Linked DNA regions of Homo sapiens: region 2 is linked to region 1. A link is a loop called in an ENCODE intact Hi-C map of the cell type or tissue named here. Cell type or tissue: adrenal gland. All regions are shown on one strand. Each heading gives the region's core, and the rest is flanking DNA. Links, peaks and the distances in the headings are about the cores only. Region 1 overlaps RGS7BP (regulator of G protein signaling 7 binding protein). Region 2 overlaps RNF180 (ring finger protein 180).

Region 1 (15,548 bases), core at 3,775-11,774:
CTTTTCTCTCTGTAGAAAACCTCACCATGCCTCATGACAGCACAGTCTGAGCCTATTAATTTGAGGGTTCTTTCTAGGGAACATCGCCTCTATCCACTAAGTTGGTGGCATCATGTTAACTGGACTTGGTGACCACGAAGTACTGTGAATGCCATGGTAAAACACATGAACTCCAGGGGATGGGAAATAACCCTTGCAAAGATTAAGGGACCTACTACATTGGTAATGTTTTTAGGGGTCCCATGGTCTTGGGGATGCTGGGACATCCCCTCCAAAATGAAAACAAGTTATTGTGCCTTAAATTTCCTATCATTAAGGAAGAACTATGAAGCTTGGTCAGACCCTTCAGGGTTTGAGGCAGCTTATTTCCACTTGGGATGCAGTTGGTCCCAAGACGATATAGCTGATTCTTATCATCTTCCTTAGGGATGGAGTTCTGACCCGTGTATCAGATGATGTTAAGAATGTTAGTTTTAAGTGGGTCCCAGAGCAAGGAGCAGCCCTGCAGCAGGTTTAGGGTACAGGATTAGCAGCCCTGTCACTTGGGTTATATCTGGCAGAGGCCATGGTACTAGAGGTATCTGGGTATTTGAGGATGCTAATGGAGACTCTGGAAAACTCCTGTAAGAGAATCACAGCAGAGACCCTTAGGGTTTTGAAGCGAGGCCATGCAATCTGCAGCAGAAAATTCTAAACCATTCAAAAAACAGCTCCTGGGAGGGATGAGGCTATGATTGGGCCCAACAGCATTGATTTGTGGTAGACAGAATAATGACTCCTCCAAAGATGTTCACATCCTAATCCCTTGAACCTGTAAGTGGGTCATTTTACATGGCAAAAGGAGCTTTGTAGATTTGATTATGTTAAGGATCTTGAGACAGGAAAATTATCCTGGATTATCTGGGTAAGCCTGATGTAATGACAAGAGCCCTTACAAAAGGGAGGCAGAAAGGTCCAAGTCAAGGAAGAAGTGATGATGGAAGCAGGGGTTATAAACAGAGAGGGAGGAGAATTGAAGATGCTACACTGCTGGCCTAAAGATGGAGAAAGGGGCCATGAACCAAGAAATGCAGGAGGCCTCTAGAAGCTATAAAGGAAAGGAAATAGATCCTTCTCTAGAGCCTCTGGAAGGAATGCAAGTTGGCTGTCCCTGGATTTTAGACCAGTGAAACTGATTTCTGACCTCCAGAATGGTCTGTTGATAAATTTATATTGTTTTTAGCCACAAAGTATGTGGTAATTTGTTACAGCAAAAACAGGAAACTAATGCAAGCCTTTCTCACCAAGGCTGGCAGACATTCGGCCTGCTGAATGTCCAACCTATCGGTAACAGAGATTGACACTGTGCCCATGATACAATGTCATTTCTCGATAGGAACTACCTGCCACTTGATGGTAAGTTGACGGCATCTACCCGACTAGGATTAACCTGTTTTCTGAACGCAGGTTTGCCCTTACTGTCTGCAGGGCTTCATCCAGCACCATTCTCTGTGGACTCACTGACGTGTGATCTACTGAAATAAGATCCTGCATACCACTGCCTCAAACCAAGGGTCCCATTTTATAGGAAACGTTATCAGAGAAAACATGACTACTGGATTCACTGTTCCTATGACATACTCCACCCTGATGGAGTGATGACATGCTCTTAAAGGAGAGGATACCTTGTAACATTGGGTGTTATCCTCCAGGATGCACTATTCTCCTTAAACCAATGGTCGCTATATGGTTGTGTCTCCAATAGATAGAATATATGGGCCCAAAAATCAAAGGCTGAAAGTAAGAGTGGCCTCAGTAATCCACTGTATGCTTCCCATTTCTATAACTTCAGTGTCTGTAGGTCTAGAGATCCTGGGTCCTAGAGGGGAGAAAATGAGTCCCACTAAACTTTAAGCTACAGCTGTTACCAAGTCACTTTAGATTCCTTATGCCAGTTAACTTGTAGGCAAATAAAAGAGTTATCATACAGACAGGGGTAGCTGGCCCTGATCTTCATGGCATGAGAGGGCTACTGCAAAATAATCATGATGCAGGTAAATATTTGGCACTCAGGTTGATGCATCCTCTCTTGGTATTCTCATACCCAGGTTTAACTGTAAGTCAAAAAGAACAGCAAACACAGTCCAATAAGAGCATGGTAACCCTCAGGACCTCATATTCCTTGGTGAGGGTCTAGCCATTCTACCAGGCAACCCAGAAGGGCCAGCCTAGAATGAAGGGTTCTAGAATGGGTGGTAGAATAGGGAGATGATGAGGATCAGCTATACAATCTTGGGACCAAATGCATAAGTGGGGGCTGTGGTTTGTCCCACTATCCCTCTTTTTATTTATGGCTCCAGGAATTGTGACAGCAGAATTCAGAAGAAACTGTATCTGGATGGAGCAAATTTAATGTGAGAAGCAAGTGGATCTGAGCAATGCAAGGGGTGAATTGTCATAAATGCTGTGGTGCCTGCCCAGATTTGTGTCACGGGGCCATAATATTGTCTCTCAGCTGCTGTAAATGTTGGCTGCTGTAGCACTATGCATTCTTTCACACTTAGCTTTTGTCCACTCATCATTGTTATGGTTATATTCTTTCATATGGTTGTAAGTAGCTGTAATGTAGTTCATTTATTTGTTTTTACTGCTCTATAGCATTCAACTGCATGAATATACCACAATTTGCTCATTCCATGCTTCTATTGATGGATCTTTGAATTGTTTACTGTTTTTGGCTGCTGCAAATAATGTAGCTATGAATATTCTTTTACCTGTCTGAATACACACACATATGTTTTTGTTGGGTTTCTATCTAGGAGTGAAATTATTAGATCAGAGGGTACACAAATGTTCTAGATAACAGATATTGTTGAACAGTTTTCCAAAGTGGTGTGTGTCCTGTTAGGAACTATTTCACAATTCTACAGGTGTGAAGATATTCTCCTATATTATCTTCTGTACTTTTTACTTTTTAACTTTATATCAGTAATCAATTTGGAATTAATTTTTGTGCATGACATGAGGCAGCAGTCAAGTTTACATTTTTTTCCACATGGAAATCAATTAATGTTTGATTTAAAACACTTTTTAAAAGATTTTCCTTTCCCCAATGTTCTCCAGTACGGTATCGTGCAATGTTTTGTTTGTTTGATTTTTTCTCCATAAAAGAGCTTTAGTTCTAAGCAAGTAATTAGACAGTTATTTGGTTGAACCTCTTATGATGTTGGTGTTATTATCCCCATTTTACTATGAGGAAACTGAGGCATATGGAAATTAATTTAGTGAACAGGCTCTTCTGTACAAAGATGCACCTCATAATGCCTTAAACAAGGTAGACATTACTTTATTTATTTATTTTTGTGGGTATTAGGATGGAGGTAGGTGGCCCAGGGCTGCTAGATATGAAAATAAATAAAATTTAAGAGCTATTGGAATCCCCCAAACACTTTCAGCCTTGAGAGAGATATGACTGTGATCTGAGTTAAATATTGTTACCATCTCTGCTCTTAGATTATAGATTAACTCGCTTTCTTATTTTTCTTGTTTAGTTCATTGGCTGGAGAGAATTAAACACCAAATACTTTAAGCCTTGAGAGAGATATGACTGTGATCTGAGTCAAATATGGTTACAATCTCTGTTCTTGTTTTATAGATTAACTTGCTTTCTTATTTTTCTCGTTCGGTTCAATGGCTAGAGAGAATTAAACATCAGGAACAAAACCTCCTGCCTTCTTAATTAATGACTCTTAGATTAATTTCTCCTTTGTTGTCCTGCTTTGCCTAGACCAGATGACAGAAAACCCATGGTTATTACACCCTCTGTAAGAGTGTGTCAAGTGTACCCTTCCCAGAAAGAAACACTGCCTATAAGCAAATTGCTATGTGTGCCAACCTTGTATGAATAAGGTAATTCTGCTAAAATCTCCTCTGTCTCTGCCTATAGAAATGAAATCTTAATTTCCTTACTTTCGAACACTGACTCTATTCCTTTGGAGGTGGTGTTTCTGGGTGGTACATCTTCCCACTTGGGCTTCAAGAAACTCTCTTTAAGTTAGATTTTGATTATTTTAGGTTGACATAGGGAACCTCTGCCATCTTCAGTTGGTGTCCATTTCTGGATCCAGCATGGTTGCTTCAGTTCCCACGCTCGTGTTCTCATTGCACAGGGAAGAAAAGAAGATCACGAAAATGCATGCCCTTTATTTAATGAATGTTACCTGGAAATTGTGCACTTCTACTCATACACTTCTGGCCAAATTCAGTTATACAGCCACACTCACATGCAGAGGAGCCTGGGAAATGGGAGTCTTACTTTAGGTGACTAGTGGTGTCTTTGGGTTCTCTATTACTAAAGAAGAAAAGGAGAGAATGGATACTGGAACTGCTAGCCATAGGCATGTACTTGGTTGCAGCACATCTGAGATTCACATGAAAGTCTATGAACTCCAAGCTGTACTGTACAGCCCTTGGCATCCAGCTGGACCACAACAGTTTGCCCCTTGAAAACCTTCTTGGGATACATTCCTGTCAGAATTTCATTTCTAGATATCTCTCCAGGAATGTAGGGGTATGTGTGTGCGTGTGTGTGTGTGTGTGTGTGTGTGTATCCTTTTATTAGAAAACAAAATTATTTAACTTAATGTATTTCTTTTTCTTGCTGTAGCTATCAGAAACCCTGAGCTAAATTTAAAGACATTGCTCTTGTTAGTGAAAAAGTTTCTAAATCTGTTTTACTCCTTCCTCTAGTGACTTCACTTACCAGGTTTTGTTTCTCTCTTACCTTCTTTTCCAGGCCCTTCCTTCCTTTCTCTCTCTTTCCTTCTCACCCATCTTTGTGTCTCTCTGTCTCTTCTATTCTCAAAAGCTCTGGCGCCCTGTTGTTTCCTCTCCATATCCCCACTGCCCATATTTTGACAAAGAATAAGCCAAGGAGGGGATGGGAATAGGGTGGGGAAGAGGATGAAGACAAGTAGTGAGTCAAAAATGTCCCTCTCACATATTCATTTTTTAAAACTTTTATTATTAGTTTTTATTACACAAGTAATACATGTTCATTGTAGAAAAATTAGAAAACACAGAAAAGCAAAAAGAAAAAATAATCACCCATAATCCCACTACCCATAACTACTATTAACATTTTAGTGTATGTCCTTCTAGCTTTCTTATGCATATATATACATACATAGATATATTTATATATAATTTTCTTTTTTACAAATATTGTGTCATACTATACATACTGTTTTATAACATGTGTTTTTCATTTAATATATATTGTGAACATCATTGTTTATTCCCTGAAAAATTTTACAGACACTACATGCTCATTGTGGAAAATTAGAAGTTACAGATATGCAAAAAGAAAATATAATTGCTCCAAATCTCACCTCCCAGAGATAAATGCTTTTACACTTTGGCAAGTATCCTTTCAGACTCTTTAATGCACACATGCATACATATATTTTTAAAAAGGGATCGTACTATAAATATTCCTCTATAACTTCCTTTTTCATCTAACAATATAGCTTGTACATTTCAATAAATACACATATGGTGCTTATTCTTAACTGGTACACAGTATTCCATTGAAAGGATGTACCATATTTAACCAACCCTATAAAGTAGGCTTATTTACATTTTTCTGCTTATCCAAATAATGCTGCTATAAACATCCTTTCTTGCATATACTTTTTGAATAATGAATAAATACATCTTAGCTCATTTTATTTTCTGACCCATTTAAAGGAGAATTTCCCTAAAGTGGAATTACTAGGCATGCAGGAAAACTATATTACCAAAATATTTTTTCAGAAAGGTGGAATCAATTTACATTCCTGTTGACTCTGTAAGAGGTTTATTTCTGTACTTCCTTTTTGTCCCTGGGAATTTTAATTCTTTATACCGTTTGCCTTTCTGACATATAAAAAGGAATATATCATATTAACTTGCATTTTTTATTACTAGTATATTAAAACACTTTTTCATATTTATTATTAGTAGGTTATTTTAGTTTATTGTGCATTGCCAGTTTGTGTTCTTGGTCCAATTTTCTGTTGGAAAGTTTGATTCTCCTTGAATTATAAAATGTCATTTATTCATTCATTATTCACTCATTCAATAAGTATGTTTTCAGCATTTGCTTTGTGTAGCACTGTGTTAGGTGTTATGGATACAACAATAAGCAAAATAGACATGGTTGCTGCCTTCTTATACTTCCAATTTAATAGGGATAAACAGGCAATTAAACAAGCAATAATGAAAACGTTCAATAAGGAAAGAATGAAATGGAAACACTTGGTTGAGAAGGGGATTGTAGATCATGGAAATGTCCCAAAAGTAGTGATGTTTAAGCTCTTAATATGTATTTGAGATCTATACTTTTTGTAGCATATATTGTTTTCTCAATTTGGTTTGTTATTTTTTACTATATAGGAGTTTAGCATTTTTAATCAGTCAAATTCCATCCATCCTTTCTTTCTGTTTTTTTCCTTTGGTGTCACTCAAAGAAAGGCTTCTTTCACACTAAAATTATATAAATATCCATTCACATTGCCTGCTAGTCTTGTTGTATGTTTATTTATGTGCTTGAATATGTAAATCTTTATTTCATCTGGAATTTATTCTGATAAAAATTATGAGGTATAGGTCTAATATTTCTCTCAAGAAATAGCTAACCAGCTATCCCAATATAAATTAATAATCCAAACTTTTCTGATAGATCTGAAATGTCATTTTTATAATATACCCAATTCTTTTATATTCTTAGGTCTATTATGGTCTATATATTTAATTCTAATAATTTATCCTGAGGCCAATAGTATCACAGCTTTTTCTCATCCTACCTATGGTTACCTGAAAGTTGAGCATTTTGTATTTGGTGACATTCCTAAGACAAAGAAATGATAGACGTTGCCTGGGTATGTGGGTAGGGTGGGAAGTTTGACCGGATGATATGCTTAATCCTTTCAATGTTGACACTTTCAGAGTTTTAAATTCCAGATGGGATCATTGTTAATCTGGTCCATTTGTTTGCTGTTTAAAACAAAGTAGATGCTTTTACATTCTGTCTTTATTTCACCTCACTCTGAAGCTCAGCTTTCAGTAGGTGGCAGTATTGCCAAACACTCAGTATCCCGACTGGTTTCGTAGGAGCACAGAGAAACAAAATGGTCTGGCAATTTTAGAATTTCCCCCAAGAGCTTTAACTCATTAGAGGAGGCATCAGGACTATGCTACTTCTAAAGCTTTCTTTATACCCCTGAATAATGGCATAACCAGAGGTTTGCAGTGAGTCTGCTCCTAGATGCGTGCAAAACATTAGCGGACAGAATTTTTTTTTTCTGGCTTGTTTTTTTTGTTTGTTTTTTTAAGTGACACCTTGGCCTTGTGGGCATTTCTTCACTTATCTTACCCAAAAGTGCCTTTGGGCCCAGCCACTGACTGATTTAAAACCCAGAAATGTGGTTTTAAACAATGTGGTCGTGGTGGAATTCAGGTGATTTTTATTTTCTATTTGGTAGTATTTTTCAGATTTCCCACAAAGAACATGTATTGTCTTTGTAATTTGAAAAAAAAATCAACACAGGATAGTAAAGATATGGTGGGAAAATGGGTGAATGTATGCCACAAAAGTTTACATCATTTTCTGTTTCAAGCCTGTGGGTACATGCGACAAAATGAGTTCAATGTTCTCTTCTTAACCCTAGAGATCAGCTCAGTGTTATTGCTAATCTGAAAGCGAATTACCAGCAGGAAGCCGAGACAGTAGAACTTTATCGCTTGGAACCACACCTGAGAAAATCCTTTGGTAGGTGAGAGGAGAGTGGGGCAGCTCCTAAGGGATGCATTGGCCTGTCTAATGTGAGACGGTGAATTACCTACTGTAACCTTGGGCCAGTGTAGGTTACCAGGGTTTTGAGCACTAAACTTAATTTTAGTATATGCTACTGAAAGAGGATCTTTAGATCTTGGAGTTTATCCACGGGAACTACAAAACTGATCAAAGGCTGGAAAACAGGCACTATGAATAAAAGATACGGTAGCTGAATATATTACCTTAAATATGCAAACTCTGGCTAGGTAATTAGACAAATTCCCATCTCCATGAATAGCTACTATAGCCTTTTCAGACATGGAGGTGAGACCTGAATTTATTAACAGTCTTCAGTTGTACAAAGGACAATTGCACAGAAGGTAAGTGTTACTTTCACACTGAGGCTAAGGTGAGAATGAACACAAGTTAACCAAGCAGAAGTTATTTAGGTCAGGCATTTAGAAGAACGTGCTGAACAAGATTGGGCTTATCAGTTAATAACTTTTGCATGGATTAGTAGGAACTAGATTGAAGCTAGAGTTCAATATAGTTGAAGTATAGGAGAGGGCAGAGGCAGGTGCTGAGAGCTGCCAAACTGGGCTACTTCAAAATTTCAAAAACAATGGATCTTAAATGAAATGACCTTAGTGGGTGAAAATGAATTAGATTCAGGAAAGGATATTAAGCTGAAATCAAGGTTTGCAGACCAGATAAGTCTGGATTGCTTGCTTTTCCAGGGAGTATTTACCCTAAGAGTCTTTAAATAGCCAAATTGTTTTACAAATATTTGATTCAGAAAATTGTGATTTTCTCATATAGCTTTCCACGGCTACTTCTTTTTTTTGAAGCCAGGTATACCTATAACCATGCATTAATTACTGGTTCCTTGGAACACAACTCTAGATTCAAAGAATAAGGCCAAAAACCAGCTGGTATGATCTAAATAGAGACCTGTATAACGTTCTCTTCCAACCCTTTAATTCTTTCACTTTCAATCAAAAGAGCTAGAAGACAATTCCAAGTATAATTTCCACATTGGATATTAGGGTGAACTATAAGAAATTGCCATTTTGTAGGTCAAAACAGTCACATATAGGAAATTTCATATAATTCAACCTAATACAATAATTATTACAGTAGTTCATCTTCACTAAAGCAAAAGGCCTTAATATATTTAGTTTTTAGGTAAAAATATTGGTATACATATAAATGCCTGTGCACATAAGTATTGGTAAAGAACAGGGTTGGGACTAAAGATGTGTCTTGGATAAACCACTTATCGGCATCTAGCTCATCCTTCTATTGTACTGGACACTGGTGCCTCCTGTCTGACTTGAAGGTTTTTCAGACTATGGAAAACAAGAAAAAAAGTGCAAAGACTTGATCTCTCAACCCATGGGAAATTCTGTCTGGGAAATGGGCCAAAGGAAGAACAGGAGACGGTATAACAAAATTTGTACCATGTTACAAGTTTAGTGAAGGAAGATCACAACAAAGCTGTGAGCAGAAAAACAAAGCATGTGGCTTCCTCCTTTCTAAAATATAGTATTGCTTAATGTGTCCTGCTTTCAAGAGTCTAAGCATAAGACAAGACACCAAGTACACGTTGGAAAAATCTTATCTGCATAGTCATCTAAAATGAGACAAGCTTAGCTTAACTAAAAAACTTTATTAACAATGTAAAATGTTAAATATTTTTATAATCTGAGCTAATTCCAGCATGCCCTATAAGATTTAACACTATGCTGATGTGCAGACACCATGCTTCAGATTTCAATTAGAACAAAATGTAATAATATTTGATTTTACATTTGAGGGCAATTGTATATGTTACTACACCATTTCCTAACTGGATTACTTCATTCTCCAAGAAGCTGAAAAAGACATCATTGGATCAAAAAGAAATTAGTTGCCCATATGCATTTGTACGAAGGTATTAGGATTATTGTGTATTTACAAAATTTTAGTACTTTTCATATGTGGTTTTTGTTGCTTTATAAATTAAGATACTTTTATGTTGAAGCTCTTAGATTCTGACAGAATGGAAGACTAAATGTAAATGAGTGCAGAGAAAGCAATAGGTGAGGTGGTATATGTTTGCTTATAATATTATTTCTAATGATATTGATAGATTGGATTTTTGAACACAGTTTTTCAGTTTTAAATAGATTTCTATGTTTAAAGACTTCTTTCATATACGATAAATTTTAACATGAGATCAGCAAGAGCTATAGATATACTATTATATGTGAAATATTTTTCCTCTGTATAATACATTTAAAAAACCTTTAAATAATTTAAAAATCATAATTCTTGCATCTGTCATGGCGTGGTTTGGAGCAGACATGCACAATGTCAGCTTTAAAATTCCCTTTTAAAAACAGCCTGGTTTTTGAATCTGTTCTTTTTTTTCTTGACGGCAGCTGCTTTCAAGTGTAAAATCATTTAAAAGGGCAGGGGGAGGCAGATAAAAGTAATAAGGAAGCATAGAAAACATAGTCAAAAACCAATAACTGTGTGGTTCAGCTGTCTGGAGGTCCTCGGGTTTTGTGATTTTTTTTCAGATGTTCTCAGTGGGTTTCCAGGAGGAGCCACCTAGCTTGAGATGAGACAACACAGCCCAAAGAACCTTCTCTTCCGTCTTCTCACCAGGGGGTAGGGAGTTAGATTCAGAAGGCTGCTGTCATCTGTGATGGGACATAATGTGCACATAAGTGAGGTATAGACACAACAACCTGCTTTTTAGGAAGTGGCTTTAAAAATCCACCATCCTCCTAATCAGGATTTCTCAACCTCAGCACTGTTGGCATTTTGGACCAGATGATTCTTGGTTGTGGGGTACTGTCCTGAGCACTGTGGAATGTTTAGTAGCATCCCTCAATTCATCAGATGCCAGTAGCACTGTATGACAATTTGTGGCAACCAAGTATATCCCCAGCTATGACCAAATGTTCCCTGGGGTGGGAGGCAAAAGAGTTCAAGGCTGAGAACCACTGCTTAAAATTGAATTGAAACTGCTTAGAGGCAATCTTTCAGTTGGGAAACGTATATACCTTATTTGAAAGAACCCATGCTTATGAGTAAGGTTGGCTTCTTTTCTAAACCTGCCTCTGCTATTTGCCAGTTCTGTGACTTTGAACATGTAACTGAAGCTTGCTAAGCTGTCTGTAAAATAGAGTTTAATAAAACTTAGCCCAGGTGAGGATTACATGAAATAATCTATGAAAAACATTTAGCTATGGTGAGTAGCTTACTGTCTAGCATAGAGGAAGCGTTTAGTTAAAATAGCTATTATTAACTATTTTCCTTTACATTGGATCATTATCACACCTTCATTCATTGACTTCATGTCTCTTCATGTTTCAACTATTTCCTATTGAGTCTTTCCCCAGCACTTTCTATAGATTTCTGTACACAAGGGCATTCATAGAAGACTGCCAGCTGTTGAATTAATAAGTTTTGGTTTGAAATTTTTAGGATGATGACAGGTAGAGGTAGAAATAAACCAGTAAATCTAATCTGGTTTAAAGAGTTGGGTTATTTAAAAAAGTGCAAAGCAAAAGAGAAGGTGGGTAGAAATATCCTGTTGAAGCAGAACTTGTCAATGTGGGTCCCAGAGGCAAAGGACTATGAGGGGATAATCTAGAATTTTCCAACTGGGGCAGTGTTATGACATGGTCAGACTGGAGCTAAGGGCAACAAGATGGTTGGCATTGGTGACTGTTACGTACCTAAGCTCCGCCAAGACTAGTTGCACTTTCCTTCCAGAGTGGGGCTAAGGAGTTCCCTCCTTTCCCTGTCCTAACCTTAAAGGGGATGGAAGCTTGGCAAAGGGCACAGAAGCAGAAGTTAGATGAAGAGATAGCTAAAGTGAAGAATGTGCCCCACCTCAATCGAACTGATTCGTAGAAGAGGGCTTGTTTTTCCTGATTACTGAGCCTAGATGCTGTAAACCAAAAATAAAATTGTAAACCCCCCAACCACCTGAATGGCCCCCTCCTCTCAGCCAACTGCATTCCAAAGTTAACTTGAAAAGCTAGTTCAGGCCATGTTGGGAAGAGGCAGTTGAACATTCTTCATTATATCCTCCTCCCTTTTGGAATTTAGACAAAGCTGACTGGAGTTAACATCAACACAGAGACCTTAAGACTGATAAAACAGACTCCTTCCGTCCGATAAGAAGCATTTATAATCTATTTTTGCTGAAGTCTGCTACCTGGAGGCTTCATCTACATGATAAAACCTTGGTCTCCATAACCCCCTATCATAATAACCCAGACATTTCTTTCTGTTGCTTCCCGGTCTTTAGATAATAACTCAAGCAACTGCCAATCAGAAAATCTTTGAATCTGCCTATGACTTAGAAGCCCCGCTTCCAGTTGTCCCGCTTTTCCAGACCAAACCGATATACATCTTATGTGTATCGATTAATGTCTTATGTCTTCCTACACGTATAAAACCAAGTTGTAGCCTGACCACCTTGGGCACATGTTCTCAGGACCTCCTGAGGCTGTGTCATGGGCATGTACTTAATCTTGGCAAAATAAATTTCTACATTGACTGAGATGTGTCTCAGATACTTTTTGGTTTACAATGCTCAGGAAACTGTTGAGAGCAAAAATAGATTCTGGCTTTCCAGTCCTCTTACATAAAGTGTCATCTAAGTGCCTGGGCTTCTCCTCCCCTTCCCAAAGGCTCTAATGTGTCATACTTATTTGTAAATTAGTATCACCCACCAAGGTTGACAGTGTTCCTTGGAATGTTGCACTATGTTATATATTTAGATAGAGCTAGAGTAGCAAGTCCAAGCCAGAGAAGAAAACAGGTGCCTCCGCTGGGCATATCAAATGAATCAAACACAGTCCACCCTCCCAGTCTCCAGAGATTAAAATCCTTTCTTAAAGCTCATATTCTGTTAACATGGAGAAAAACAGGGCTATAATTGTCCTTTCCATAGTGAAAAATAATTTACTATAATCTGGATGTCAACATTATGAGAGTTAAAAAGAGGATATCTTTCTTTTAAAGTTAACTTGCTCCCAATAGTTAAGAAACTGAAAACAGTGTTAGATACTAAACATTAGCCTCAGTTTTCAGGAGAACATCTCAGAGATAAACCATGAAATATTTGGAGCAGAAAGAAATAACTAATTTTCTCATCATTTTTAGGACTCTTACTTCTTTAACCATGAATTGATCAATGTACTTAACCTAGTTGGATATGGCAAAGATATAGCAAATTCTGAGGGGTAAAGAATTTTACCTTTCAGTGTCTCTTTGGACTCTGAATACACTTTCTGAAACTCAAATTCACCTGGAATTCAATGCTTCCCTAAAACAGAGTCACCAAAACTATGAAGATATTTATGGGAAAGAAAGATCTTCATAGTGTTCTTTATTTAAGACTTGGAAGATCTATTTTCTAAATTCTGGTATCTCCTTCCCTTTCCCCAAAGACATCTAATTTGGGGAGAGACTGAAGTGGTCTTTATACATTATAGAATGCAACTCTGATGTGTTTGCTCCTCTTACATGAGGAAATACCTACCACAATGTTGTATTTACAAAGGAAAATGTGTACGTGTATGTTGTGGTCATATATTTAGTTCCACTGTCTTGTTTTTGTATATATTAAAAGCAAGTAGGTATTATACACAGATATTATGAAATTTGTTTCAAGGTTCACCCTTATATCTGTGATGCACTCACTACAGTGGATTAAAAAAAACCTAAAAACCTTTCAATAGCACAGCCTTTTGAGCTATTGAAATTCTTCTCGCTCAGCCTTCTCTCTCTCTCTCTCTCTCTATATATATATATATATATGTATCCAGATATACATATATATAGCATATATATATGTATCCAGATATACATATATATAGCATATATATATGTATCCAGATATACATATATATAGCATATATATATGTATCCAGATATACATATATATAGCATATATATACACATTATGTACACATACATACCCACATATACACATATATTTATGTGTACTATATATCTCTCTCACAAGTGAATAAATTGTTAGGATTGATGAGAAAGTGCTCAGACATGAAGAAAGGTCAGGCTGCCTATTAAGGACAACTGCTGGTTTGGGGCATCTTTGCTGCACATTTGTGAGACCTTTGCCTTGCTTAGAGCTTGTCTGACTATCACCTAAGGCTGAGGTAATAGAAAAGCTAAAAAATTATTGGCAGAAATTCAGAGCAGCTTTCTACACCATAGGGAGCTGACACCTGCAGTAAATGCTGAAATTTACCAAGCAGTAAGTATTCCTGGGATGGTTTGAAGTGAATTCAGCTCCAAGGAAATGTGTCTCTCCACATTGATTGAAATCCTGTCTCTGAAAGCCTATCTCAGCAGCTCTGGGGTGGGGCCAGAGCATCAGCATTTCTTACAAGTTCCCAGACATTGCTGCTAGTCCTAAAACCACCCTATGAGAACCACTGAATAAACAGAAGGACTGCAAGAATGTAAGCAAAAGGGAATGTTTCCCCACTCATTCTAAATTTTCTGGAATAATCCACTTGAACTTATTGGAAAATCTTTGCTTTTTATTGCAAATTTTTGTTTAGATGTGGCTTCTAATTAAGACTTTTATATCATCTTTTCTCCAAAGTACTCACTCTCAGAAAACTATAACCTAAGACAGTTTTAAATGTGAAAATGAAAGGTGGAAAGGGAAGCAGAGTAAGTAAAGCACAGGAGAAAGTAAAAAAAAAAAGAGGGAGAATAGGAAATTTGGACACCAGTAAGTTCAAACCTCAGTCATTCAATGTTTAATTCTTTTAGATTTTTAAAAAAAATTTTATTTATTTTTGGAGTGACAGGGTTTCATTACGTTGCCCAGACTGGACTCGAACTCTTGGCCTCAAGCAATACTCCCACCTCAGCCTCCCAAAGTGCTGGGATTATAGGAATAAGCCACCATACCCAGCCTCAACATTTAATTCTTGAATGCTACTAAAGCCAGGGACACTGCAATTCCCCCAAACCACTTCTCTATTGCTCAAATTTATTTTGCTGATAAAAGATTTCTTATATAGGTGATAAGGAATGCTTCTACTACACTGCAGTTACAAATATCTATTCCAGGGAAAAAAAGAGAGAGACCCTCAGCTAAGCCAGTGGTTCTCAAACATTAGCTGCATCAGCCTCATCTTAGGTCTTGTTAAAGCACAAATTGCTGACCCCACCTCCAGAGTTTCTCAGTCAGTAGCTCTGGGGTGGGGCCAGAGGATCAGCATTTCTTACAAGTTCCCAGACATTGCTGCTGGTCCTAAGAGCACACTTTGAGAACCACTGGATTAACAGAAGGCCTGCTAAGTCCAAGGCTCTACATTGGGTACTGAGGATAATACCAAGATGGATCCTAATAGAAAGATAGTCCCTGGCCTCAAGGATCTTTCCTTGAGTAACTATAAGGCTTCATGAAAAATGCCGTAAGAAAGATCTGAATACATTGCTATGAGAATGCCAGGCAGGAGAAGGGGGGGAGATTCCTCCCATTTGGAGGAGAAGGAAAAAGATGTTTATGGAAGATTCACGGAGGCCCTGGGAGTTCATGCTGGGCCACGAGGAATGAGAACTTGGACATTTGGTGAAGGTGGCAGGGGATAGGCCTTCAGAATGGAGAGAACAGTGTGAATAAAGAGAAGTGATCAAAGGCAGCCTGAATTTGGGTCCAAGTGAACAGTCCAGTCTGGCTGGAATGAAGGGCTTATGAAGGAGG
Region 2 (15,548 bases), core at 4,656-12,655, 260 kb after region 1:
TTGGCCTTTTGTGTTTGGTTTATTTTACTGAGTATAATGTCTTCAAGGTTCATCCATATTGCAGTATGTATCAGAATATCATTCCTTTTTATGGCTTTTACTCCTTTTTACCTATTGTATGTATATACCACATTTTTATCCATTCAATTGCTAATGGAAATTTAGGTTGTTTCTACCTTTGGCTATTGTGAATAATGCTGCAATGAACATTGGCATACAACTATCTTTTTGAGTCCCTGTTTTCAATTCTTTTGGGTATACACAGAACTGTAGAGTCATACGGTAATTCTATGATTAGCTTTTCGAGGAATTTACATTTCTCCCAGCAATGTATCAGAGTTCCAATTTCTCCTTATTAACATTTTATATATATAGTATATAGTCTGGATATTAAGTCATTATCAGAAATGATTTGCAACCATTTTCTTCCATTCTGTAGGTAGCCATGTTGTCTTTTTACTTTCTTGATACTGTCCCTTACACCACATTTATTTTTTTTTTTGAGATGGTCTCACTCTGTCAGCCAGGCTGTAGTGCAGTGGCACAGCAATAGCTCACTTCAGCCTCAACCTCCTGGGCTCAAAAAATGCTCCCAGATGTCAGCCTCCCAAGTAGTTAGGACTACAGGCATGCACCACCATGCTCAGCTAATTACAATTTGTTTTTTTTTTAGAGACAGGGTCTTGTTATGTTGCCCAGGTTGGTCTTGAACTCCCGGCCTCAAGTGATTCCTTTCAAAATTTTTAATTTTGATCAAGTTCAATTTACTTTTGTTGCTTGTGATTTTGATGTCATATCTAAGACTCCACTGTTCATAAATATTTACCCCTCTTTATTTTACAAGATTTATGTTTTTTAAATTTTATATTTAGGTCATTGATCAACTTGGAGTTAAGGGGTCCAACTTCATTCTTTTGCATATGTAAATCAGCTATCCTAGCACTATTTATCAAAGAGACTATTCTTTCCCAGATGAATGGACTTCATTAGTAGACTTGTCAAAAATCCACTGGTCATAGATATATGAATTTATTTCTGTACTTTCTATTCCCTTGATCTATATGTCTATTCTTATGGCAGTACTACACTGTTTTGATTACTGTAGCTTTGTAGTAAGTTTTGATATTATGAACACTGTACTTCTTTTCAGGATTTTTTTTGGTTATGCAAGACCCCTTAAAATTCTGGATGAATTTGAAGATCATCCTTTTCATTTCTATAAAAGCGCTGTTGAAATTTTGATAGAAATTGTGTTAAATCTGTAGATGGCCTTGGGCAGTACTGATATCTTAACAGTATTAAATCTTCTAATGCATCAACACAGGATGTCTATTTATTTGGATCTTCTTTAATTTCCTTCAGCAACGTCTTAGTTTTCAGTGTGCAAGTTTTTAACATCCATGCTTAAAATTATTCCTAGGTATTTTATTCTTTTAGATGCTATTGTAAATCGAATTGCTTTTAGTGTCCTTTCTGGATTGTTCATTCCTAGTGTACAGAAACAACTGATTTTTATGTGCTGATCGTATAACCTGCCATGTTGCTAAATTAATTAGCTCTAGTAGCTTTCTTCTGAATTCTTTGGGATTTTCTGTATACAGGATTAGGACATCAGAATACAGATAGTTTTACTACTTCTTTTCCAATTTGGATGCCTTTTATTTATTTATTTATTTTTAAATCAAATTGTTCCAGCTAGAGTTTCCAGCACAATGTTGAATAGCAGTGGTTAAAGTGGACATCCTCATTTTGTTCCTAATTTTAGGGGGAAAGCTTTCAGTTTTTCACAAATGTGTGGTGTTAGCTAGGAGGTTTTCATAAGTGCCCAGTGTCATGTTGAAGCAGTCTTCTTCTACTCCTAGTCTTCTGAGTGTGTTTATCATGACAGGGTGCTAGATTTTGTCGAATGCTTTTCTGTATCAAGTAAAACAATCCCTTCCCCCCTTTATTAATGTGGTAAATTACATAGATTTTTTTTATGTTGAACTATTCCTGCATTCCTAGATAAATCCCATTTGGTAATAATGTAAAATCCTTTTAATATGCTATTAGAATCTGTTAGTATTTTGCAGAGAATTTTTGCATTTATATTCCAAAGGGATAGTGGTCTATAATTCTTTTCTTGTGATAACTTTGGCTTTCATACTGAGGTAGTGTTGTCCTCATAGAATGAATCATGAAGTATTTCTTCTTCAATTTTTTTTTTGAACAGTTTGAGAAGGATTGGTGTTGCTTCTTTAAATACTTGGCAGAATTCATCAGTGAAGCTATTTGGTCCTGGACTTTTCTTTCTTGGGAAGTTTGTGATTACTGATTCAATCTTTTTACTTGTTATAGTTCTGTTGAGATTTTCTATTTCTTCTAGATTCAGTTCAGATAATTTGTATGTTTTTATAAATTTGTGCATTTACTTAAGTCCTCTAAGTTTTGGTATATAATTGCTTATAGTATTCTCTTATAATCCTTATTTCTGTAAAAGTGGTAGTAATGTCTCCACTGTTTTTTATTTATTAAGCATCCTCTCTCTTTTATCTTTGTCAGTGTAGGTAAAAGCTTGCCCAGTTCTTTGATATTTTCCTGACCAAATTTTGGTTTTGTTGATTCTATTTTTCTATTCTGTATTTCATTAATCCCTATTCTAATCATGTATTATTTCCTTCCTTCTGCTAGCTTGGGGTTTAGAGTGCTGATTCTTCTAGTTCAAAGTATAAAATTATGTTGACTTGAGAGCTTTCTTCTTTTTTTAATGGAGGCATTTACTGCTATAAAATTCCCTTTTAGCACTACTGTTGCTGGATCCTGTAAATTTTCGGTATGCCATATTTTTGTTTTCATTCATATCAGTGTATTTTCTAATTTCCCTCGTGCTTTGCTTTCTTCTTTGACCCAACTGGTTGTTTGAGTGTGTTTTTTAATTTCCACGTATTAGTGAATTTTTCAGTTTTCTTTCTATATGGATTTCTAGCTTCATTCTATGCGGTCAGCGAAGATACTTTGTATTGCTTCAATCTTTTAAAATGTATCAAGACTTACTTTGTGGTACTACGATGTCTTTTTAACTTGCATGACTTTAAATATCAAAAGTAAACACAGATTTACATATTTCAATTTTTTCCTTAGTTAATAGGGCTATAATACTTGACATTAGGTTATATAACATACATTTATATTTATACTCATGAATTCTGGGTTTATGTTATACTATTTCAAATTGGACACAATTAGGCTAAATACGACTTATTTCTTATTTTGTTTCCAGAATACATATATTAACATAATAAATACCAGAAGGCAATTTTTCTATTAAAAAGATAAGCAAACAGCACTTATGCAATCAATTAGTGATATTAGTTTTGATTGAACGGTTGCCTTCCAAGATTGAGGTAAATACAATCTCTAATTTTTGTTTATTTGTTTTACTTTAATAGCATTCAGTTTATGTTCTATTACATTTTCTAATAGTCATTTTATATTCAAAATTGAGGATTTTTTCCACATGAATGAAGCAAAACTTAGTTTTTCTGTAATAAACAGAAAAGGTTTTTTCTTCTGTTAATATGGAATACAGAATAAACTAGATATTACCAATTAGTCTATTTATAATTATGTATCTATGTATTAAAAACTTAAATTCATTGGTAAAGTTTTAACAGCAAATATAGCCTAGAGATTTTAACTTTTAAATTTAACCTAATGTGTAATATATTACAAATTTATATTTTGTCAGGAAATACATCAAAGAGTCTTATTTAGGTTGTGGAACAGACTATATTAGATCATAACTAACAGTCATTTAGGATAGATATGTTCCCCCATTTTACAGATTAAAAATAAAAAAAGAAGGCCGTAGCTTTGAGTTTAATTCATTTGCCATGGGTTACATATGTGATGGAGCTGAGTCTTCAGCCAGTTTCTGTTTATGTATCTATGACAGTACTGTGAATTTCAGGTATTTCAAACTTTAAGAAAATTCAAAAATCTTCCTTCAGTAGCCTGATATTTTATATCAAAAAATTCCAAACAAATTGTTTTTTGAGAAGACAGCTATTTTAAAAAATCATTTTATCTATTCTTTCTAAATACACAAATATATCTTACTTTAAAATCCTTTCTTTGAAGGCAGAAATAAAGATGTTCTTTGAAACCAATAAGAACAAAGACACAACATACCAGAATCTCTGGGACACATTTAAAGCAGTGTGTAGAGGGAAATTTATAGCACTAAATGCCCACAAGAGAAAGCAGGAAAGATCTAAAATTGACACCCTAACATCACAATTAAAAGAAATAGAGAAGCAAGGGCAAACATATCAAAAGCTAGCAGAAAGCAAGAAATAACTAAGATGAGAGCAGAATTGAAGGAGATAGAGACAGAAAAAACCCTTCAAAAAATCAATGAATCCAGGAGCTGGTTTTTTGAAAAGATCAACAAAATTGATAGACTGCTAGCAAGACTAATAAAGAAGAAAAGAGAGAAGAATCAAATAGATGCAATAAAAAATGATAAAGGGGATATCACCACTGATCCCACAGAAATACAAACTACCATCAGAGAATACTATAAACACCTCTATGCAAATAAACTAGAAAATCTAGAAGAAATGGGTAAATTCCTCAACACATACACCCTCCAAAGACTAAACCAGGAAGAACTTGAATCCCTGAATAGACCAATAACAGGCTCTGAAATTGAGGCAATAATTAATAGCCTACCAACAAAAAAAAAGTCCAGGATGAGATGGATTCACAGCCGAATTCTACCAGAGGTACAAGGAGGAGCTGGTACCATTCCTTCTGAAACTATTCCAATCAATAGAAAAAGAGGGAATCCTCCTAACTCATTTTATGAGGCCAGAATCATCCTGATACCAAAGCCTGACAGAGACACACAAAAAAGAGAATTTTAGACCAATATCCCTGATGAACATTGATGCAAAAATCCTCAATAAAATACTGGCAAACTGAATCCAGCAGCACATCAAAAAGCTTATCCACCATGATCAAGTGGGCTTCATCCCTGGGATGCAAGGCTGGTTCAACATACGAAAATCAATAAATGTAATCCAGCATATAAACAGAACCAAAGACAAAAACCATATGATAATCTCAATAGATGCAGAAAAGGCCTTTGACAAAATTCAACAACCATTCATGCTAAAAACTCTCAATAAATTAGGTATTGATGGGATGTATCTCAAAATAATAAGAGCTATTTATGACAAACCCACAGCCAATATCATACTGAATGGGCAAAAACTGGAAGCATTCCCTTTGAAAACTGGCACAAGACAGGGATGCCCTCTCTCACCACTCCTATTCAACATAGGGTTGGAAGTTCTGGCCAGGGCAATCAGGCAGGAGAAATAAATAAAGGGTATTCAATTAGGAAAAGAGGAAGTCAAATTGTCCCTGTTTGCAGATGACATGATTGTATATTTAGAAAACCCCATCATCTCAGCCCAAAATCTCCTTAAGCTGATAAGCAACTTCAGCAGTCTCAGGATACATAATCAACGTACAAAAATCACAAGGATTCTTATACACCAATAACAGACAAACAGCCAAATCATGAGTGAACTCCCATTCACAATTGCTTCAAAGAGAATAAAATACCTAGGAATCCAACTTACAAGGGATGTGAAGGACCTCTTCAAGGAGAACTACAAACCACTGCTCAATGAAATAAAAGAGGACACAAACAAATGGAAGAACATTCCATGCTCATGGATAGGAAGAATCAATATCGTGAAAATGGCCATACTGCCCAAGGTAATTTATAGATTCAATGCCATCCCCATCAAGCTACCAATGACTTTCTTCACAGAATTGGAAAAAACTACTTTAAAGTTCATATAGAACCAAAAAAGAGCCCGCATTGCCAAGTCAATCCTAAGCCAAAAGAACAAAGCTGGAGGCATCATGCTACCTGACTTCAAACTATACTACAAGGCTACAGTAATCAAAACCGCATGGTACTGGTACCAAAACAGAGATATAGACCAATGGAACAGAACAGAGCCCTCAGAAATAATACCACACATCTACAACCATCTGATCTTTGACAAACCTGACAAAAACAAGACATGGGGAAAGGATTCCCTATTTAATAAATGGTGCTGGGAAAACTGGCTAGCCATATGTAGAAAGCTGAAACTGGATCCCTTCCTTATACCTTATACAAAAATTCATTCAAAATGGATTAAAGAGTTAAATGTTAGACCTAAAGCCATAAAAACCCTAGAAGAAAATCTAGGCAATACAATTCAGGACATAGGCATGGGCGAGGACTTCATGTCTAAAACACCAAAAGCAATGGCAACAAAAGCGAAAATTGACAAATGGGATCTAATTAAACTAAAGAGCTTCTGCAAAGGAAACTACCATCAGAGTGAACAGGCAACCTACAGAACGGGAGAAAATTTTTGCAATCTACTCATCTGACAAAGGGCTAATATCCAGAATCTACAAAGAACTCAAACAAATTTACAAGAAAAAAAACAACCCCATCACAAAGTGGGCAAAGGATGTGAACAGACACTTCTCAAAAGAAGACATTTATGCACCCAAAAGACACATGAAAAAATGCTCATCATCACTGGCCATCAGAGAAATGCAAATCAAAACCACAGTGAGATACCATCTCACACCTGTTAGAATGGTGATCATTAAAAAGTCAGGAAACAACAGGTTCTGGGGAGGATGTGGAGAAATAGGAACACTTTTACACTGTTGGTGGGACTGTAAACTAGTTCAACCATTGTGGAAGACAATGTGGTGATTCCTCAAGGATCTAGAATTAGAAATACACTGGGTATATACCCAAAGGATTATAAATCATGCTGCTATAAAGACACATACACACATATGTTTATTGCAACACTATTCACAATAGCAAAGACTTGGAACCAACCCTAATGTCTAGCAATGATAGACTGGATTAAGAAAATGTGGCACATATACACCATGGAATACTATGCAGCCATAAAAAAGGATGAGTTCACGTCCTTTGTAGGGACATGGATGAAGCTGGAAACCATCATTCCCAGCAAACTATCACAAGGACAAAAAACCAAACACCGCATGTTCTCACTCATAGGTGGCAACTGAACAATGAGAACACTTGGACACAGGAAGGGGAACATCACACACTGGGGCCTGTCATGGTGTGGTGGGGGGCAAGGGGGGAGAGATAGCATATTAGGAGATATACCTAATGTAAATGATGAGTTAATGGGTGCAGCACACCAACATGGCACATGTATACATATGTAACAAACCTGCACGTTGTGCACATGTACCCTAGAACTTAAAGTATAATAAAAAAAAGTAATAGAAACTCAAAAAAAAAAAAGAAAGAAGACTAGCCTGTCATAACTTATTATTATTACAATGGCAATTAAAAACTTTATTAAAACAAAAGTATCAATAAAATACAAAAAAAATGAAGTTAACAACAACAACAACAAAATCCTTTCTTTGGCATTAAAAGAATAAGCAACCCTCATTAATGTTTATGTCTATTTGTAACCTCAGTTTTTCTCAAGGAATGGTGGTGACAGACATTTGGAAATATAAGGGGACTTTTTTGATGTAAGAAATGGGAGGATTTACTTCTGGTTATGTATGCTAAATGTTCAGCAGTGTTGATTTGGTTTTATAGCAAGCAGTGTTGGGTTAGAATTGACCAACAGGTGTCCTTTTAGGAAACACTTTAGAGGTTACTTATTTAGCAATCTTTTTTAAACAAAACAAGGAATTAAGGAGAAAATGACTCACAGGTAGTTAAAATCTTAAGCTTATTGGATGAACCTCGCTTGTTAGATCATGTCTCAGACAAGGTATCATTTAAGTAGCAATATTAATATCAAAATAATGCTATACTTTCTAAATCTACAAGTAAAAATTCCTTGACATGCTGAATAATAAGTTATATCATTTGGTAATCAGTTTTATAAATAGTCATTTAGAGAACTAAAAAATCTGTTTTATAATTTTAGACTTACATATAGATTTTGTTACTAGTACTTAATATTTTAAATATCATCCCAACAGGAAATATTGTTCAGAAACATCAGACTCCATTAATTTAATGACAATTCAATTTAGAAAAAAATTTTATCAGGTTGAGAGATTTTCTCTTGAGGATTAAAAAAAATCGCTATTGCTTCAACTATGTCTTATCTTTTCAAAGCTCTGCTGCTTGTGTTTCCAACAAAATCAGTGCTCATTTGAAAGGAAGTTGTATTATCAGATTCAGCTTGAAAAATCTCCTATATGGCCACCAGTTGTTTGTATAATCTCTTTTAAAAGTGAATATTAACCTATCCTTTATGTGTGAATTCTTAGGACTCTAAGGAATGCAGAATAAAATAACTTGAAAGAATAAGTTTCACAGTGAACTCAAGGCTTTTTCAAGTCATTGAAATTCTAAGTTCTCTTTGAAATGTTTTTAGAAATTATCCTATAGCTTTTCATTTTCTCAGGCCAGAAAAAAGTAACGAAAGAACACACAGTACCTGTGGCATGTATTATTGTTTTCTCTCTTTGCTATTAGAAAAAAAGGATATTTATATGTAGTATTGAAGAAAAACCTAATAGAACAAAATGAAATATTTTTAGATTTATGTTATAAAATCTATTATTTATATATAACCTTGCATTATATCCAGCTACCTATACAATATTTCAGTGCACCAGAAATGCATAAGATACATATTTTAAGTGATACTATAATGGAGTAGCACCTTTATTATTAACAAAATAATGATCTTGTTCACAAAATAGTGGTATCTATTATTTCTCAACAAAATCTTGAATTATTACAATGTAATCTTAGCAAAGCTAAAACATTTATGTAGAGTAAGATTTTGCCAACAAAAACCACTTCATTGCCAGCATAGTTATGAAGTTTTTCTGCAACACTTTATTTTTGAGTGAATAACATTTGAAGCTGCTTTTGTTAATAACACAGTCCTGACACTCGTAAAGGCAAAGATTTCAACTTCTAAACTGCTCAGTTGTTTGCAAGGTTTTAACTGCAAATTATAAATCTGTAAATATTAAAACATTTCATATTATCCTATTTTAATGAATGCTCTAATAGCTGCTGAAATTTATGAGTATATATCTCATTTAATATTAATCTGTTTTAAGTCATAATAAATATGTCCTACTTCATGTGCACTGCAACAATGAAAAATGCAGCTACAGTTATGGGATGGTAAATCATGGTAGTAGCTCCACCAGCTGGCAAAAAAGGTCTGACACTTTTAAGCTTGTCTTCTGATCATTAACATACTCCTCAAGTCCCTAAAAGAAAGAAGTTGGAACTGCCCCTTCCCTCTTCTCCAGATAGTTGTAACCTTACTTTTTGGAATTTCTTTTCTTCTTCTGGGACTACCTTGATATCCATTTTAAACCACTCCTCTTGTTTTACAGATTTTTTTGAATGTAATTTTTTATAGACTGGAAAAAAGGCAAATAAATTTAATGCCTTGAATACAGTATTGAAGTACTATAAACATTTTGTGGTCTCACAAATCCCATGGTGATTTCCCCAGGGTGCTGTTGTTCTCAGCATATTGGCTAAACTCCAGTTTGTACAATTACTTAGATTTCTTAAATTTGCACTGTAGTTTCCAACCAAACTTGCATATGCTATACAAAACAAATGGACAATAGCCATGCACTATTAAAGTATCATTATATGCCAGAGTTAACTTTATTTCGGTATAAGGCAAACACTGTTCGTCTCTTTTATTTATAACATTGCATTTCTTCTGATTAATTCATTCTTCATCATAGTTCAGATATGCAGAAAATAAACAAGTCAGAGAATAAACAAAATAATCTTTCAAGGTACCTTTCCATTCTGAGTCCACAATTCTATTCTTACGTTCCCAAGTCCTATCATCTTTTAGAGCAGTGTAATCATAAACTTGACTTTTTGGATGCACATAGTTATCATCTGGGGAGCTTTAAATAATACTGATGTTTGAGACCCATCTCCAGAGATACTGAATTAATTGGTCTGGGATATGGCCTGGGCATTGGGACTTAGTCAAGGTCGTAAATATGAAAGAACAGAAACTAGGCCAGGGACAGTGGCTCATGCTTGTAATCCCAGCACTTTGGGAGGCCGAGGCGGGTGGATCACTTGAGGTCAGGACGTTGAGACCAGCCTGGCCAACATGATGAAACCCCGTCTCTACTAGAAATACAAAGATTAGCTGGGCATGGTGGCAGGCACCTGTAATCCCAGCTACTTGGGAGCCTGAGGCAGGAGAATTACTTGAACCTGGGAGGTGGAGGTTGCAGTGAGCCGAGATTGTGCTACTGCACTACAGCCTGGGTGACAAGAGCAAAACTCTCTCAGAAAAAAAAAAAAAAAAAAAAAAAAAAAGAAGAAAAGAAAAAAAGAAGAATAGAAACTAGTAGCCGGAATTGTTTTTGTTTCAAAAAAAAACAAACCAAACCTTAGCTCTTATCTTCCCTCATGTCATGAATATTTTTTTTCCATCTGCCAATGTGAGTTGAGGACCTTGGAATTTTCCAAGATAAGATGAAAAGTTCTGTTTCATAATAATGGTCTTATTTTGTAGTTGCTCTATTTTGGGAAGCCCAATTCCTGAAATTTTAGATTAAGATTATGAATGCTGATGGTTATCTCTCCTGGAGTTCTTTACCTCTTTATTAGTATCATCAAACTAAATGCTCATTTGATTGATTTGAAATTAATCTGAGAAATTCAAATTTTACTTTCCCTAAAAAAAAATCAATGATTGCAAACTGTAATTTCCTAGAAGCTGGTTATTTTATGTCATTTTGAAAAATATTTTAACTGCCAATATAATTGTACTTCACACACATAAAAAATCAGAACAAAAATTCCTTCCAAATTTAAGGATTTTTTTGGATCTAAAATAAATTTGTAAGATTTACATGTATTCAGAATAATGGCTCAGACATAATAGTAGGTTTTGGTCAGTAATGTGAGTTATATTAGATAATTATCCAATCCTTAACTTACATGAAGAACAGCAAATTGTTTATAATGTGTTCCTTTTTACATCTGTCATGACAGGTGCTGTGAGTGTGGTTGATTGGAAGTGGCCCAGCCTTTAAAGATAAATCCTAGCTTTCAAATCATTTAGATCTGAACATTGTGGAAAATTTCACTAAGAAATTGCTTAGACTATAGACTGCATCTCTTCAATCCATCTTTAATTAATACATTTTAAACATATTTTATTTACTGGGTATCTCTCCATTATTTTTCTCTTATATCAGTGTTGGGGTTATTATGGTATTTCCTGATAAAGTTATGCCAGAGACCAAGAAATACCCCTATGGATAGTTATCTTTCCCAGTGGAGAGGCATTCCTCAGGATCAAGAAGCCAAAACTAAGTAGAAACCATTTATTAGGAAAGAGGATAAGACATAGAGTGCCATATACGGACACTTCTGCTGTGCACTGCGGAGCTCCAGAGGGCACCCTTCATATATAAGTAAGCCAAAGGTGCTTCCTGGAGTTGGGCAGTATGGGATCCCCGATTTCAAAGCTCTCCTTGCTTTCCTAAATTAGAAGAGTGTTGGAGGTGCATAAACTCAGGTGGATAATTCTCTATGATGAGGTGGGCTAGAAGCCCTTTAGGGGCTATACATTTTTAAGTTATACCTTGCAAATTGCATTATTTAGATTCTGATGAATGGATCACTAGCCAAATGAGAAACAAAACACTGATTTTATTAATATAGGCAATCACTAGTAATCCCCCAAACACAAGGCTTACGGGTAAACTGGCTTGAAGAAGGAGGGGCTTCTTGTTCCCTTCTCTACTCTTCATCTTGGGATCCATATAAATAAAGACACAGAACTAAGCCTACAGACTGGAAGTCTCAGTCCATTTATTCAATCAACTCAGCTGCACAGATGAAGCAGAATTCAGAAATGTATGACAGGTTACTATTATTTAACCTGTAACAAGCAGAAGAGAATGAGAACAGTGAATTGGCTAAAAGAGGCCTTTCCTGGGTTCAGAAAGTGAAAGGCAACCACTGTGCTACAGTACAGGAAGTAGAAGTGAAGGGGAAAAGAATAGGCAATTCCACTCCAAAGCACTGACTTTGAACACAGAGACCGCTGCTAATAACACAAGCCCCAAACTTTCAGATTAGCCACTATTTTTCACAGGTGAAGGATCCTGTACACCATCATTGTGTGTGTTTTTTTTTCTAGCAGTTCCTGAGATAGATGTGTTGAAATCTCCAAGTGTGATAGTAGATTTATTTCTATTTCTTGTTTTAATTCTATCAACCTTTGTTTCATATATTTTGAAACTTTAAGTTGCATACAAATTTATGGTTTTATGTTTTCCTATGGAATTGCCTCTTTTATTGCCATGAAATGTTCCTTTTTTCTCCAATAATTCCTGTTCACTTAAAGTCTAATTTTTTACATTAACATAGCCACAGCTGCTTTCTTTTGATTACTGTTTACATATATATAATTTTCTATACTTCCAACCTTTCTGTGCCTTTATATTTAAATGCCATCTCTTATAAACAACATATAATTGGTTCTTGTTTTTCTTAACCCATCTGCCAATCTATTTTAGTATGAATTTTTAATGTTTACATTTTTTATTTTCTAGATGTTTTTAAGATTTTTTTCTTTATATTTGGGTTTCAGCAGTTTGGCTGCTCTAGATGATGTCTCTAGATATGGTTTTCTTTCTATTTATCCTAATTAGGCTATGCTGAGATTTATCAATAGGTACTGATGTCTGTCTTCAGTTTTGGAAAATATCCTTAAAAAATGAAGGTGAAATAAAGACATTTCAGGTATCCAGTAGACCTTCCTTGCTAAAGTTCTGTGCTTCCAGCTAGGATCCTTTTGCCCTAAAGAGCTACCTTTAGTTTTTCTTGTAGTGTAGGTCTACTGGATACCTGAAATGTCTTTATTTCACCTTCATTTTTTAAGGATATTTTTGCTGGATAAAGAATTCTTGGTTAGCAGTAAGCCATTAAACAGCATGTTTAATGTTCCATGAGCACATTAAAGATGTTATTCCACCATTTGGTCCTGTGGTGTTCCTGTTCAAGTCAGTCATCCTTGCTTCTTGGAAGGTAACTTTTTTTTCTAGATGTTTTTAAGATTTTTTTCTTTATATTTGGGTTTCAGCAGTTTGGCTGCTCTAGATGATGTCTCTAGATATGGTTTTCTTTCTATTTATCCTAATTAGGCTATGCTGAGATTTATCAATAGGTACTGATGTCTGTCTTCAGTTTTGGAAAATTCTTGACAATTAGCTCTTCAGCTATATTTTTCTATTCCCTTCTTGTTCCTTCAGGGTCTCCAATTACACATATTCAACAGATTATATCCCACATAGTCTGCTGTTAAAGCCATATCATATGTTCTTAATTCAGCTATTGCACTTTGTAGTCCCAGACTGTTTTATTCTTTTTTTATAGCTTCTATTTTCTATTGGCAGTTTTTTACCTTTTTATCTATTCTTTTTCTCTATTTTCATTAACACTTTTTTCCTAATGGATATTTTAAAGTCTGCTAACCCCAACATCTAGATCAAAGAGGAGATGTGTTTCTATTTTGTACTTTCTTTTTTGATGAGTGGTCACATTTTCCTAACCTTTTGCATATATCATAATTTTTTATTGTATGAAAGATCCATGGAGACTGAAGTTGATATTTCCCTCCAGAGAGGACTGGACCTTTCTTTTGTCAGGCAGACAGAGTGAGAGACTCATCCCCTCAATCTAACAATTAATAAGCAGGGTTGGGTTTGAAGTTAGGTTGTACTTTCATTATACTCAATCTAATTTCAAACGTCTTAAGGACACATGACCTACGCTGTGTTTATTGCTGCCTCATTTCTTTAATGGGACTTTATCTCCAAAGCACTACGGAGTTCACAATGGGACTGCAGAAAATTTTTAGTGTTTAGTGTGTTGTTTTTCAGGTCTGGACTCCCTACTACAGCATGGTTCTCTGCATTTTTTGCTTAACAGTTTATAAGGTCCCTAGCTCTTCTAATCTGAAAGCTGTGCTTTTCAGAGGTTGTGGATGTTTCTCTTTAGCCATCCATCCTATATAGGTTTAAAATATGAGATATATCTTAAGGAGGATTCTTATTATGTATCTGTTATAGGTCCCTCCCTGTAGGATAACTTGATTCCTAAACTCTGAGACTACAAGAGATTTCATTCTGTCTTTTTTAGCCAACTTTTTAAGCCTTTTTTACTCCCAAAGCTCTCAGCAAATGTCTCATGTAGAAAATCGGCTATATGTTTGGACTCCTCTTCCAATCCGACATGTCAGTCTCTATGGTTATCAAAACTTCTGCTGATTTCTATTCCCCTTCATAGAGTCCTCTGCCCATGGCTAGACTAATCCTCAGACTCAGAAAATACTTCCAGTAAAGCAAAGAGCTGGCAATATTAGCTTTCTTAGGGGGCTCTGATCATACTGGAGTTTTAATTCACCTAGTCTTCAATTCCATATATCTCAAATTTGTTTGTAAATGTGATTTTTGTAACTTATAATTTCCCCCCAGTTATTGCCACTGAGAGTGATCGCTTGCCACCACTTACTATATCCTACTCAGAAGCAGAAATTCCCACTCCTGTTGTTGCCAGAAGTAATATACTTGACTTATATCTGTCCCTGCTCTTTCTCAGGGTTCTGTGGTTGTTTTCTCGTTGTACTCAGAATCAGGTCACATTCATCCCTCTAATCTGGCCTCCTGATCTGCCATTTCCATCTTTGCTGCTGCTGATCAAATGAGATTTCTACTCTTCTAGTGTTGAAGCAGAAGAGGACAGCCCTGAGCTACCTTTTGCTACTGTGTCTCAAATGTTGTATAGATCAGATCTGCTATAACTTTTCATAACATTTTTGATCATTTGGTATAAAAGGTATGACACAACATCAAGAATAACCTGCAGCCATTGCACTGACATGGATTCATCCTCAGGATACCTTTGTACTCCTTGCTCACCTCTGTGTCCCAGGAGTGAGTATCCACCATCACCCCCAAGAGTACTCTACTCTTCATGATTGTAGAATAGGATAAATCTAAACCTACCATGAGGTCTCGCAGAAATGGAGTAGGTTTTCCATCATCTCACTTAAGGCCTACATACTCAATCTTCATATTCTATACCAGACTGACCACAGTTTCCCAGAATGATTCACAATGAGTACATACATTGCCCATGGCCCCAACAAGGTAGTCACACAGTGATCAAACTTTAGAACACTTGAACATTTCTGAAATCTTTTCTTTTAATTAAATGACACCATTTATTGATATCAACAGTCCAGTTTGAGTTAAGAGCTATGCTGAGCTCCTTCACTTCCTTTCTGCCCTTTCTTCTCAAAGGATAAAAAAATCCAGTATCAGTCATCTTATTATATCTTTGAACACTTTTACTTGGTGTCATTTATTCCTTAGGGTAGTTAGGTAAAGCATTATTTTGGGACACATTATTAAAATTGTGAGCTCTGGGCCAAGGTCAGGACTAT

Evidence for each region. Peaks named below come from ENCODE experiments on the same cell type or tissue, not always from the same donor. Only the 100,000 strongest peaks of a DNase experiment are listed, where the experiment ranks them.
Region 2: it touches region 1 in a loop (7-fold over the local background); 13 of 110 quality-filtered maps call a loop at or near these places.

What each region holds. Positions count from the first base shown.
Region 1 is chr5:64,604,095-64,619,642 of GRCh38, reverse strand. It overlaps RGS7BP (regulator of G protein signaling 7 binding protein), which reads right to left. Exons shown (of 6, transcript NM_001029875.3): 6 at 7,324-10,482. The coding sequence ends at 10,391. Among named protein-coding and RNA genes, the nearest start is that of SHISAL2B, 79 kb to the left of the region's middle. In adrenal gland, for the core only: a CTCF peak has its summit at 7,083 (motif pointing right); no DNase peak of the experiment used is centred there.
Region 2 is chr5:64,341,214-64,356,761 of GRCh38, reverse strand. The region is part of intron 7 of RNF180 (ring finger protein 180); the gene reads right to left. Among named protein-coding and RNA genes, the nearest start is that of RGS7BP, 160 kb to the left of the region's middle. In adrenal gland, for the core only: a CTCF peak has its summit at 9,256 (motif pointing left); no DNase peak of the experiment used is centred there; H3K27ac peaks cover 806 bases.